Linked DNA regions of Homo sapiens: regions 1 and 3 are each linked to region 2. Evidence: chromatin contacts called from ENCODE Hi-C or POLR2A ChIA-PET data. All regions are on one chromosome and are shown on one strand. The core of a region is the stretch at or near the end of the contact, and the rest is flanking DNA. Distances in the headings are between cores, read along the strand shown.

The links. A loop is a pair of places that touch in the nucleus more often than their neighbours do. ChIA-PET counts read pairs that join two places held with the same protein, here RNA polymerase II (POLR2A). Pooled maps may share reads with other maps.
Region 1: a loop to region 2 is called in a map of posterior vena cava, with 2.2 times the contacts of the local background. The contact joins two enhancer-like sites. A Hi-C loop is called at or near these places in 1 of 168 maps with a recorded cell type or tissue (posterior vena cava) and 3 of 50 pooled maps. POLR2A ChIA-PET finds 5 or more read pairs at or near these places in 1 of 52 experiments (activated CD8-positive, alpha-beta T cell).
Region 3: a loop to region 2 is called in a pooled map, with 2.4 times the contacts of the local background. The contact joins two enhancer-like sites. A Hi-C loop is called at or near these places in 2 of 50 pooled maps. POLR2A ChIA-PET finds 5 or more read pairs at or near these places in 4 of 52 experiments (H1, activated CD8-positive, alpha-beta memory T cell, activated T-cell and 1 more).

The regions. Positions count from the first base shown.
Region 1 is chr12:93,000,800-93,005,053 of GRCh38, forward strand. LINC02413 (long intergenic non-protein coding RNA 2413) reads left to right here. Exons shown (of 4, transcript XR_945212.3): 2 at 2,938-3,174. It overlaps LOC643339 (a long non-coding RNA gene), which reads right to left. Exons shown (of 5, transcript NR_040096.1): 4 at 3,715-3,799; 5 at 2,959-3,024. Among named protein-coding and RNA genes, the nearest start is that of LINC02413, 12 kb to the left of the region's middle. Within about 2 kb of position 2,037, at least 3 of the 41 ENCODE cell types and tissues checked have a DNase peak (open chromatin) inside an H3K27ac peak, as active enhancers do.
Region 2 is chr12:93,180,918-93,185,647 of GRCh38, forward strand. All of the region lies in intron 3 of LOC643339 (a long non-coding RNA gene), which reads right to left. LINC02412 (long intergenic non-protein coding RNA 2412) reads left to right here. Exons shown (of 3, transcript NR_120492.1): 3 at 388-915. Among named protein-coding and RNA genes, the nearest start is that of LINC02412, 8.9 kb to the left of the region's middle. RefSeq lists an enhancer at 3,469-3,618. Within about 2 kb of position 3,439, at least 15 of the 41 ENCODE cell types and tissues checked have a DNase peak (open chromatin) inside an H3K27ac peak, as active enhancers do.
Region 3 is chr12:93,435,093-93,439,332 of GRCh38, forward strand. All of the region lies in intron 1 of UBE2N (ubiquitin conjugating enzyme E2 N), which reads right to left. Among named protein-coding and RNA genes, the nearest start is that of UBE2N, 4.7 kb to the right of the region's middle. Within about 2 kb of position 1,667, at least 5 of the 41 ENCODE cell types and tissues checked have a DNase peak (open chromatin) inside an H3K27ac peak, as active enhancers do.

The DNA of each region.
Region 1 (4,254 bases), core at 787-3,286, 180 kb before region 2:
GGTGCACGCCACCAAGCCCAGCTAGCTTTTGTAATTTTGGTAGAGACAGGGTTTTGCCATGTTGCCCAGGCTGGTCTTGAACTCCTGGGCTCAAAGCGATCTACCGCCTTGACCTCCCAAAGTGCTGGGATTATAGACGTGAGCCACCAGGCCCAGCCCATGATGTTATGACTTATGAATACAATGCGGAGTAATTAAATCAAGCTAAATAACATATACATCACCTCAAATACTTTTTTTTTGTGGTGAAGACATTGGAAATTTACTGTCTTAGCAATTTTGAAAAGTACTATACACGATTATTAACTACCTTCACCACGCAGTGCAATTTATCTCAAAACCAAACCAAAACACAACCTTGCTCCTCCTGTCTAACTGAGGCTGTATACTTTGACCATCAACTCCTCATTCCCCCAGCCCCCAGCCTCTGGTAACCACCATTCTACTCTCTGTTTCTATGAGTTTGATTGTTTTAGATTCCAAATATAAGTGAAGACATACAGTATTTGTCTTTCTGTGCCTGGCTTATTGCACTTAGCATAATGTTCCCTAAGTCCATCTCTGTTTTGCAAATGACAGAATTTCTTTCTTTTTCAAGGCTGTCACTGTACCTTTAAAATGCCATGATCTGTTAACCAGTCTTGTCTTCCTCAGCATCTTGTCTTTCTTCAGCACTACATCATCTCCTCAATATTTTTCCATCCAATATTGGCCAAAATATTATAAGCAATTTTATCAAATGCTTGCTGAAATCCAATATGTGATGGTGGTGACTTCCTCCGGCATGTAATCTACTAATCCTATCAAAAAAGGAATGTTTAGCTTGGCACGCTTGGTCTCAGTGAATCCGAAGTAGTTACCACTGTTTACCTCTCCTTTCTTTAAATGCTTGCATGTCAAATATTGTTCCATTCTCTGGAATGACTTTTACCTGTGAATGGAATCTTGAATGTCATTCTACAGTAAAATTCTCAACCAAAAAAAAAAAACAAAAAAAGCCACTGATTTCTAGTCATCAATCTATAAACACTAAAGACATTTTACTAGTTCACATAGCAAAAAAATTCTGAGGTAGGGTGGTTTCAGGTTGGTTGATTCAGCGTCTCAATAATATTATCAAAGACTCAGATTCTGGCCAGGCACAATGGCTCATGCCTATAATCCCAGAGCTTTGGGAGGCCTAGGTGGATAGATCATTTGAGCCCAGGAAGTTGAGACCAGCCTGGGCAACATAGTGAAACCCTGTCTGTATAAAAAATACAAAAATTAGCCGGGCATGGTGGCATGAGCCTGTAGTCCCAGCTATTCAGGAGGCCAAGGTGGGAGGATCACTTGGGCCTGGCAGGCAGAGGTTGCAATGAGTGGAGATTGTGGCACTGTACTCCAGCCTGGGTGACAGAGGGAGACCCTGTCTCAAAAAAAAAAAAAAAAAGACCCATATTTTTTCCATATCTGTGCTCTGCCACCATCATTATGATGGCCTTATCTTTGGCTGGTTCTCTTCATGGAGGCAAGGGAGCTATGGCAGCTATGACCTGCTTTTCTACAGGTCTTCTTTTAGGAGCAAGAAAAGCATCTAGGAGCTCCCCTTGCCTGACCTGCCACGGTTTTATTTCACAGAACTGGGTCACTTTCCCCCTCCAAACCAGTCACTGGCAAGCTGAGACAGATCAGAATTTAATCCCGAGACATACAGGGAAGAGATGGGTAAACCCTTGAAATTGGCTGTTTACCAACAAGAGAAAGTCGACAAATGCTCTGGGCTAGGAAACCCTACTGTCTGGTCCAGACTGGAGGAATTACTGTCTAATTTGGAGAGTGGTCATATTTGAAGACGGTTACTGATGAAGACCTATTAAAATAACATGGACTTTTTATCTATTCAAAACAGCTTAAAACAGGACTGTGTCCAGAACAAAGGGGTAGATTAAGTTATCTCTAAAATTCCCGGCCAACTGTTTAATGCTGTGATTCTGTTCTCATTGTTTTCACTGTGGAAACTGCTTGCAATTTGGAAGAGTGCGTGTCAGCAATGTTTGTGCTGCCAGCAAAAGTGAATAGTTGCTGATCTGTGTGCATTTCCCCAAATAGCACATTTGTGGAAAACTGAGTCATGGGGATTCTAGGTACTGTGAATCCATCATCTGCACAATTTTCTGAATGCCTTACATCTTAGACACTGGCGGCTTCCCTGTAAATAAACAAATTGTAATGAGACAGTTGACACATAACATGGGATTGGCCAAAGCAAAGCAGGTTTAGCTAACTGGTTTTCCTCTGGCAAATTGTTCCTTTTTTTTTTTTTTTTTTTTTTTTTTTTGAGACAGAATCTTGCTCTGTCACCCAGGCTAGAGTGCAGCGGCATGATCTTGGCTCACTGCAACCTCCGCCTCCTGGGTTCAAGCGATTCTTCTGCCTCAGTCTCCCAAGTAGCTGGGACTACAGGCGCGTGCCACTGTGCCTGGCTAACTTTTGTATTTGTAGTAGAGACAGGGTTTCACCATGTTAGCCAGGCTGGTCTTGAACTCCTGACCTTGTGATCCACCCTCCTCAGCCTCCCAAAGTGCTGGGATTACAGATATGAGCCACCTTGGCCGGCCATTGTTCCTTTTTATTTATTTTGCCCTGAAAGCAGATGATGGTGTTAAATAAAGCAACAAATTAAATGTGGATGTTAGTGCTGCAATGGAGGAAAACTTGCAGAAAAATTGACCTGACTTATTTAATCAAGTGCAGAGACATTACTGTGCTACCTGGGGAGCTATTCAAATACAATACAATCTATATGCCTTCCACCTGAGCAACCAAGTTCTTACAGCGCTAACTAGAGAAGGTGCAGGGGAGGGGGGGAGGACTGGATAAAGTTATTTTTGTGGCAGTTAAGCTTCGATTACTTGTAGATCCATAAATCATCAGCCAAGGTTCTCTTTTCTCCAGCAGTGAGCACAGGGAGGAGGAGGTGCATGCAAGCGATACTGCAGGGCCAGAATCAGAATCATCAGCACGTAGCAACTGATTGGATTTCTGGAGCAAGAAAGAAGAGTTGAAGATAATGTTGAACTTTCTCATTGGGAGATTTTACTAACATTATTGAGCAATTACTGCATGATGGATGTTACGCTAAGAGCATTCTACAATTATTATACCTCTTACGTCTCCCAGTAGTTCTGTTAAGTAAGTACTATTGTTTTTGTTTTAGAGACAGAGTCGGCTCTGCCACTCAGGCTGTAGTCCAGTGGTGCAATCTCAGCTTACCATAGCCTCGGGCTCAAGCGATCCTCCCACCTCAGCTCCCCAAGTAGCTGTGGTCCCAGCTGGCTCCATATGAAAAGCCTCTTGCTTCCTTAATTACTAACCAATGGTAATAGTTTTTTTCTTTTTTGTTTTTTTCAAGAGACAAGGTCTTGCTCTGTCACCCAGGCTGGAGTGCAGTGGTGGTAACATAGCTCACTGCAGCCTTGAACTCCTGGGCTCAAGGGATCCTCCCACCTCCGCCTCCTGAGTAGCTGGGACTACAGGCATATGCCACCATGCCCAGCTAATTTTCAAATATTTTGTAGAGACCAGGGTCTTGCTAATTGCCCAGGCTGGTCTTGAACTCTTACCTCAAGCAATACTCCTGCCTCAGCCTCCCAAAGTGCTAGTACTTCAGGTGTGAGCCACCACCCCCGGTGACCAACAGTAATTCTACACTTCAATCTCTTGCATCCTTACCCTTATCTTGTGTCCTTATGATCATCATAAATAGCTCATTTGGCCGGGCACAGTGGCTCATCCTGGGCAGCACATGAAACCTCATCTGTACAAAAAAATATAAAAATTAGCCAGGTGTGGTGGCACATGACTGTGGGCCCAGCTACTTGGGAGGCTGAGGCAGGAGAATTGCTTGAGGCTGGGAGGTCAAGGCTGCAGTGAGCCGAGATCATGCTTCTGTACTCCAGCCTGGGTGAGAGAGCGAGACCCTGTCTCCAAAATAAAATAAAATAAAATAAAAGCTAATTTGTCTCAGGCTTTGAATTAATCTGCATTAGCTCATGTAATTGTTGCAATAACTCTATGTGGTAGGTACTCTCAGCCCTGTTATACAATGGGTTTGAAATGACTACTGATATACAGAGGTTTGAAATGATGTTACTTGCCCAAGTCTCATGGTGAATGGAGGAGCAAGGAATGGAACTCAGCTCATTTAACACCAAAGGTCTGACCACCACACAGCACTGCCCTCTTTAGCCAAACTAATGTTTTTGTCTTTCT
Region 2 (4,730 bases), core at 2,189-4,688:
AATTTAGTCAACTGAGCTTTGACAAAGGAGCGAAGGCAATACAGTGGAGAAAGGACAGTCTTTTCAGTAAATGGTGCTGGAACAACTGGACATCCACATGCAGGAAAAAATAAACTAGAATCTAAACCAAGACCTTACATCTCTTTCACAAAAATTACCTCAAAACGGATCAAAGACCTAAAGGTAAAAATGCAAAACTGTAACTGGTGACAGCCAGAAAGAAAAAATAATAATTGAGTGACTACTAGTGCCAGCTATCGAGTTAAGTACTTTTAATAGCTTATCGCATTGATTCTAAACTCTGTACACAATGTATTATTCCCAAATTGCAAATGATGAATTTTTTGCCAGTGATAAAGTATAATTTCTCTATGTTATTCCCTATAGAATCTGGAGCAGGAGCCTCAGTCTCCTATCAAAAGGAGAAGAACCTGAAGAAAACACTTCTCTTCCTTCTCTCTGCCTAGGGGCAGTGACCTTGGATTCAACCACCATCATCCCTTCCAGACACCAGAGGGGGGAGTCCCACAAGGCAGAAGGTGCCCCTGTGACCCATCCACTTCTCTTCCATGTTCTTTACCTCCTTGCTCAGGAAGCCATAAAGTTGAGCTGAGTGGAAGGTGAATTTCATTGCAAAGTTTACACAGGCTCTGCTGACAGGTTCATGAAAACACTACTGAATATGTTACATACCACCAAGGCTCACAGCACATCCTGTGTTGGAAGTGATACTTTTCCATTACCAGTAAACCTCCTTTTGTCCTAGGAGCTCACTGAACAGCTAAAATCAGGTGATATTTTTATGTGGAACATGCAACGTATTAAGTCCTTTTGCTCAGTGACCCAAAAAGGAACTAAACGGTACCCAGACTAGAAATCAATGTCAAATTATTCAAATAAATTCCACTTAAAGAATGGTGGTTTGGAAAGCGCTCAGTCAGAAAGAATTCTCCCAAGATTAGTTTACTGTGAAGTAGAAGGGAAGAACGTTTTAACTTTGGTTGGAAATCTGATGACATTACATAGAAGGTGATGAAACATCCTCTAAGAAACGGTTCTGATCCATTGTATGGCACCCCCCTCTCACATTCCCCCATTTTACCCACTAAAGAAGTTCTTTTACAAGAGGCTAAGGAAACCAAGCAATATAAGATCTAATCAAAACTGAGTGCTGGAAATGTGTGGGGAGAAATCCATAATTAAACTGAGCAATTAACTCCAGAAAGTTAACTGGGGCCAACTCTGACACTGCTATAAAGTTATAAAATCTCCAGCATCTCATTTCTTTGTCCCTCTACCCAATTTCCCCTCAAAGGTAAGCCTCTCTTTCTCTCTCCTCTCTTCTTCATATTTAATAAAACTGTTTGCCAGAAAGGAAAGAATCTTAGGTTAGTCATTTACACTTTAGTGCGAATTAAAGCCAGTGTGTCAACTCTCACAGGAATGAGAATTTCAAGCCATACTTCTAATTGTGGAATGGCTGTCATTGAATTCTTTTAAGGGTATTTCATGGAACAACTAAATATAAGGAAGAGGAGAGAAACTGCCCAAGTCTGCCTATGCCTAAAGTCAGCCTTAAGTTCAATCTTGAGGGTGACAGCTTTCATCTGCCACTCCCAATTGAAAGTGAATTCAGATTAATTCCTAGATGTTTGTTTGTTGTTTTTTTTTTTTTTTTTTTTTTTTTTTTTTTTTTTTTGGGACGGAGTCTCGCTCTGTCGCCCAGGCTGGAGTGCAGTGGCGGGATCTCGGCTCACTGCAAGCTCTGCCTCCCAGGTTCACGCCATTCTCCTGCCTCAGCCTCCCAAGTAGCTGGGACTACAGGCGCCCGCCACTACGCCCGGCTAATTTTTTTGTATTTTTAGTAGAGACGGGGTTTCACCATTTTAGCCGGGATGGTCTCGATCTCCTGACCTCGTGATCCGCCCGCCTCGGCCTCCCAAAGTGCTGGGATTACAGGCGTGAGCCACCGCGCCCGGCCAATTCCTAGATGTTGAATGAGAGTTATAATTTATCCTTTCAGGATCTACTGGTTTTCTTTTCTTTTTTTCTTTTTTTTTTTTTTCAGACAGAGTCTTGCTCTTGTTGCCCAGGCTGGCGTGCAATGGCATGATCTTGGCTCACTGCAACCTCCACCTCCCGAATTCAAGCTATTCTCCTGCCTCAGCCTCCCGAGTAGCTGGCATTACTGGCATGTGCCACCATGCCCGGCTAATTTTGTATTTTTAGTAGAGATGGGGTTTCTCCATGTTGGTCAGGTTGGTCTCGAACTCCCAACCTCAGGTAATACGCCTGCCTTGGCCTCCCAAAGTGCTGGGATTACAGGCGTGAGCCACCATGCCTGGCCGGTTTTTCTTTCTTTTTTACTTTTATTTTACGTTGAGGGGTACATGGGCAGGTTATGTAGGTAAATGGGGGTTTGTTTACATATATTTTGTCACTCAGGTACTAAGCCTAGTACCCAATAGTTATTTTTTTTCTGATCCTCTCCCTCCTCCCACCCTCCAGCTTCCAAAAGGCCCCAGTGTCTGTTCTCCTCTTTGTGTTCATGTGTTCTCATCATTTAGCTCCCACTTAGAAGTGAAAACAGGTGGTATTTGGTTTTCTGTTCCTGCATTAGTTTTCTAAGGATAACGGCCTGCAGCTCCATCCATGTTCCTGCCAAAGACATGATCTCATTCTTTTCTATGGTTGCATAGTATTCCATGGTGTATATGTACCATGTTTTCTTTATCCAATCAGTCATTGATGGGCATTTAGGTTGGTTCCACATCTTTACTGTTGTGAATAGTGCTGCAACAAACATTCGCATGCATGTGTCTTTATGGTAGAATGATTTATATTCCTTTGGGTATATCCGGGATCTACTGGTTTCAATATCCACCTCTTCTCCTCTAGGCCCAGAAAACAGGTTAATTTCTGATGGCTTTTAAGTGTCAGCCCTATAGGACCCATTCTCACTTGACACCAGGTATCTCCACTCCAGATGCCCTTCCCCCTACCAGGTTTTACTTGAAAAGCACAACATGAGTGGCTTGGGCCAAATGTGGCCATAGGTCCTTCAACAAATGTTGAGTGAGTGTGACCCTTGGAGCAGAAAGTTGACAGGGATCTGACACATGGCTCGTCCCCCAGAGGCTCTCACTGCTCTCTTAGCTGGAAGAACTTCAAACTCTCAGACAGTGGAAAATTCAGTCTGTTCCAAGCAGGAGACACAAATGTGCTCTTAAAATTCATACTGGCGTTTGGAACTGCCCAGGGTATTATAAATATAATCGTTCTGAAGTGTGAGTGTGTGTCAGGGAGAGAAAGAGATGGAGAGAGAGAGAGAGACAGACAGAGTGTGTGTGTGTGTGTGTGTGTGTGTGTTTGTGTGTGTGTGTGTGTGTGTGTGTGACGACAGAAAGGAAAGTGAGAGCAGACCCAGGGCCAGCAAGTATCCATGCCAAGAACACAAGGCCAAGCCCAGAGAAGAATGTCCACCAGATGCCCAGTGACTACATTTTGGATTTTCTACTGCTTCCTCCTCAGAGAAAAGGGGGGAAATAAATTAGAGAGAACGCAAAGGGAGAGAGAGAGTGAGCAAGATGGGTGGGGATGGAGAGAGAAAGGAACAGGAAGTGGGAGCCTTACTAAACATAGAGCAAGAGGCCCAGACTGAGAGAGAGAGGCTGTCAGAATGAGGAACTACTGAGAGATCACAGGCTTCTCCACCAGTTACAAGTGATTAATATCTACATTTATTGTGTTTTGAAGCCATCAAGTTCTATGTCCAAATGACCCCACCCCTCCCATAATGCAGCACCAAGACTAATCCACCATCCACAGGGCATTCTGTTTCCTGCCAAACAGATGGGGCTTATTGAGGTTGGTCTTACACAGCCTCTTCCAGGTCTTGGACACACGCTGGCCAGCCTCTGTGGCTGAGGAATAGAATAAAGTTAAGTGAACTGACCCTACACGTGGGCCCCTATGACCTTCATTGCTCTTGAACTAACTGAGCTGACCAGCCAGCCTGAAGCAACATGGCCCCAGGGCAGGGGCTCTTAACCTTTTATGCACCAGGCTTCCTTTGGCAGGCTGGTAAAGCCACAGACTCCCTTCTCAGAATAATGTTATTAGGCATAAAATGAAATACATAAAGCTACAAAGGAAATCAGTTACAACATCAAATATTTTAAAGATTACAAATACAGTAATATTTTTACTCTTTTATCAGTGCTTTAAATAATAGGATCTGGTGAGAGGTCAAATAACAACCATCATTTCAAAGAGTGATGAGAGAAGGAGTGTTTCCATTGTCTACAACAACTACCAGGTGATATGAAAAGATCTGTTATTTCTGTGGCAAGAGTCATAGGCGCTGCTAATACCAGTGCAGTTTCTTGCCTACATTCTTAATAGAAACAAAAAGCTAGATTTCAGTGAGAGGTTAGATAAAATAAAGATGCAATTTTTCCCCATCCAAATTTATGAACCAGAACAAAGGCAATAAAAGGAAGGGAGCTGCAACAACAGTAATCGTAGTGACAAAGCAACATCTGCTACAAGAACAACAGCAAAAAATGGCTGCCATCTCTGCTCTGTATCAGGCCCTGGGTTAAATGCTTTCTACTCATCTTTCTCTTTCATTCTGAGGGAGGCATCATTTTGCCCACTTTACAGATGAGGAAACTGAGGCTTTAGGACATTAGGGAACTTGTCTAGGACCATAGCCAATAAGTAGCTGT
Region 3 (4,240 bases), core at 417-2,916, 250 kb after region 2:
ATATATTTCTGAAACATCATGGTAACTTTTCCATGCCTTTTTTTAATTGGAAGAAAACATTATCAGACAAGTATTTTCAGAGCTTAAAACAACAGATAGGACAGGCGCGGTGACTCACACCTGTAGTTCCAGCACTTTGGGAGGCCGAGGTGGGCAGATCACCAAAGGTCAGGAGTTCGAGACCAGCCTGACCAACATGGTGAAACCCTGCCTCTACTAAAAATACAAAAATCAGCTGGGCGTGGTGGCATACACCTGTAATCCCAGCTACTAGGGAGGCTGAGGCAGGAGAATTGCTTGAACCCAGGGGGCAGAGGTTGCAGTTAGCCGAGATCACGCCATTGCACTCCAGCCTGGGCAACAAAAGCAAAACTTCATCTCAAAATAAGAAAAAAAAAATGTTCAAGGCAGAGAGTAAAGCTACTCCAGTGGCTGAGGCAGGAGAACTGCTTGAACCTGGGAGGCAGAGGTTGTAGTAAGCCGAGATTGTGCCATTGCACTCCAGGCTGGGCAACAAAGCAAGACTCCCGTCTCAAATAAATAAAAGGTGAGTTTTCTAAATCACTTTTCTTACAAAAAAAAATACCTTATGCACTAGAATACCTATCAAATGAGTGGCTTTTAAACAGTAACAGGAAAAAATGTGTGTACTTCAAAAAATCCTATTAAAAAAGTAAACTCAAGTCTCAATGTAAAATCAGACTGTATCTGATTTTTAAGAATTTGAGGCTAAATCACACCAAATAGAAGAGTAAATTTTTCCACTGCACTTCAGCCTGGGTGACAGAGACCCTGTTTCAAAAAATTAATTAAATGTATTTTCTTAAGTAAATTTTTAAGCACCATAGACAAGGGACCAGTGGGGAAGGGAGACATAAAGTAAATTCTGCGAAAGACTGGTAAAATTCTAATTCCAGCAGGTTGACTCACTAGGTTTTAATCAAATAAGTCAACCCCTAGGGTAAGTTAACTACTTTTTCCCAAGACTGTATTTTATCATTTTCATTATTATCATTATTACTATTTTGAGACAGGGTTTCACTCTGTCGCCCAGGCTGGAGTGCAGTGGCGCGATCTAGGCTCACTGCAGCCTCAACTTCCTGGGCCAAACCAATCCTCCCACCTGTCTCCTGAGTAGCTGGGACTACAGATGTGTGCCACAACACCTGGCTAATTTTCATTTTATCTTTTTGTAGAGACAAGGTCTCATTATGTTGTACAGCCCAGTCTTGAAACCTTGGGCTCAGGGGATCCTCCCGCCTCAGCCTCCCAAAGTACTGAGATTATAGGCATGAGCCACAGTGCTCAGCCCTCATGATTAATTCTGAAAAGACCATTAAAGGAATGTCAGTCACTGTATCAACGTAACATGTAAAGCTGAAACAGATTTGGTTTTGACCAAGGCCATAACTATAGATCTCACTTATCGGTTCCCGAAAGTGATTCTCCTTTATGACAGGATTATGCAGAACCTCTCATTTGAGGGACATTTTAGGTACCTCCTAACCTTTATGACTTTAAGCTTTAACTGCTCACTTTTTTTTTTTTGGTGGAGATGGAGATCTCACTATGTTCCTCAGGCTGGTCTCAACTCCTGGCTTCAAGCAATCCTTGGGCCTCAGTCTCCCAAAGAGCTGTTATTACAGGTGTGAACCACCATGCCCAGCTTCAGTCACTTTTATTGGCTAAAAGAGCTTTGGTCCAGAAGATAAGGCAGAAAAACGAAACTAAAGATTCTAGCTTAAAACAGAACTACTAAGACTCAATATCACTCACACTTGTGCAAAATGCCATACATACAAAACTTCGTTACAGCATTTTTTATATAGCACAATTTAGGAAACATTCTGAAAGTTATGAATAAGCAATTAGTTACAATAAAGTCTAGGCCAGGCACGGTGGTTCATGCCTGTTAACCCTAGCACTTTGGGAGGCCGAGGTGGAAGAATCACTTGAGCCTAGGAGCTCGAGAACAGCCTAGGCAACATGGCAAGACCCCATCTCTACTGAAAAAGTATTAAATTTCCAATATTTGAAAAAATAAAATAAAGTCTAACCATAAGGTTCCATTAAACAGCCCTTTGAGAAAAAAAAAAGAGCCAAAGCAGAACACTATGATGCATGTCTGTAATCCCAGATACTGGAGGCTGAAGGTAGAGATCACCTGATATTAGGAATTCGAGGCTGTATGTATATAGTGTACTATGATCACGCCTGTGAAAAGCCACTGCACTCCAGCCTGGGCAACAAAGCAGCAGTCTGTCTCTTAAAAAAAAAAAAAAGTCAACTTGAAGATACATAGGTGGTTAGAGGGGAAGAGAAGGGAATCAAGGTATTTGCATGAGAAGGAGAAGACGCCTAACTTATAGCAGAAAGTTGCTCTGGTCTTCTTGTAAGGATACACAATAAAAATAGTGGTTGAAGTCGGGTGCAGTGGCTCACACCTGTAATCCTAGCACTTTGGGAGGCTGAGGCAGGTGGATCACTTGAGAAGAGGAGTTTGAGACCAGCATGGCCAACATGGTGAAACCCCATCTCTACTAAAAATTAGCCAGGTGTGGTGGCACATGCCTGCAGTCTCAGCTACTTAAGAGACTGAGGCAGGAGAATCACTTGAACCTGGGAGGTGGAGTTTGCAGTGAGCCAAAATTGCACCACTGCACTCCAGCCTGGGCAACAGGGGGAGACTCCGTCTCAACAAACAAACAAACAAACAAAAACAGTGGTTTTCTAAGCAGGGGAACTGGAATGCTGAAGGACAGATGAGGGATTCTCTACGTATCCTTCAGAGCCTTTCAAATGTGCTCTATGTGTGCATTTCCTAGTTAATAAAAAAAGATACATAAGCAGAGTAGGCACACAAAAAAGAAATAATGTAAAAGATTGATGTCCTTTTTAAGTGAGCTTATGGGTGGAAAACGAGACTAGCTTTAACTTTTAGCTCAGACATTGGTTCAGACAGAATATACCAAGGAGTAACAATGTCAAATTATTGCTCATTGAGATTAAGGCTCATCTATTCAGTTAGTCTATTAATATTTCAGTATCTACTATGTGCCAAGGATTGGTCTAGGCACGAATGAGCAATGCCCGGGATATCCAAGAGTCCCTAACTTCATGAAGGTTTAATGGGGAATAGAGAGAAATAAACAGTAAATAACATAACTTCGAACAGTAATAAGCACTTATACAGAAGAAAGGGAGATAGGAGGATAAAATTGTGGGGGAGGAAAAAGGGAAACTGGTTTATACGGGACAGGTTAGGTAGAGGGTATGACATATGAGCTAAGAACGGAACAACTGGACAAAGCAAGCAATGCAACAAACTGGAGGAAAGTCCTGTGACTGGAATAAGCTCAACCACTTATTGTTCAGGGTACAGCAAAGCAACAGTGTGGCTACAGTGGAGTGACCCAGAGAGAGAAGTGCAGATGCGCTCAGAAGTAGGCATCCCAAATGAATGCAGGGCCTTATAGCTAAGGGGTGGGGGGGAAGGCAAGATTCTAATGTAAGTGTGATGGAGAACCTCTACAGTTTTTAGCAGGGGAGTAACATGGTCTATATTTTAAGAAGATAACACTAGCTGCTGCTCCAAAGTAGGCTAATACAGGAGGCCAGGCAGTAAATGATGGAAGTGAACAGAGGTTTGAAAGACAGGGGGGAAAGTGTCTGATTTAGTACATATATTGAAAGCAGAACCTACAGAATTTGCTACTGGATTAGATACAGGAATCTAAATGAGATAGCAACTGGGTGAATAGTAGTCCAGAAAATCATCTTGTATTTGTAGTTAGTCATTTTACAGTAACAAGAGACAGGGGAATGTTACACTAATCAAGATCCAAATTCTGCCTCTTACCAGCTTTACCTTAGGAAAGTCATTTAAGTCAGTTTCTAGACTGCAAAATATATTGTCTAGTTCACAAAAATGTCTGTAAGAATCAAATGGTTAAGAAATCTACAAATGTAAATAGTGATCATTATAAGTTAGAAAGCATCATATTAACAGTCATGCAAATCAAGCCACCTTATTTTAACATTTTCATTAGATGAGAATGCTAACACTGATGTTATATCAACACTAAATTTCATCCTTTGAAAGTCAAAGGTCAGGCGGGGCACAGTGGCTCACGCCTGTGATCCCAGCACTGTGGGAGGCTGAAATGGGTGGATTGTGTGAGGTCAAGAGTTTGAGACCAGCCTGGGCAACATGGCGAAACCCCGTCCCTACAAAAATTAG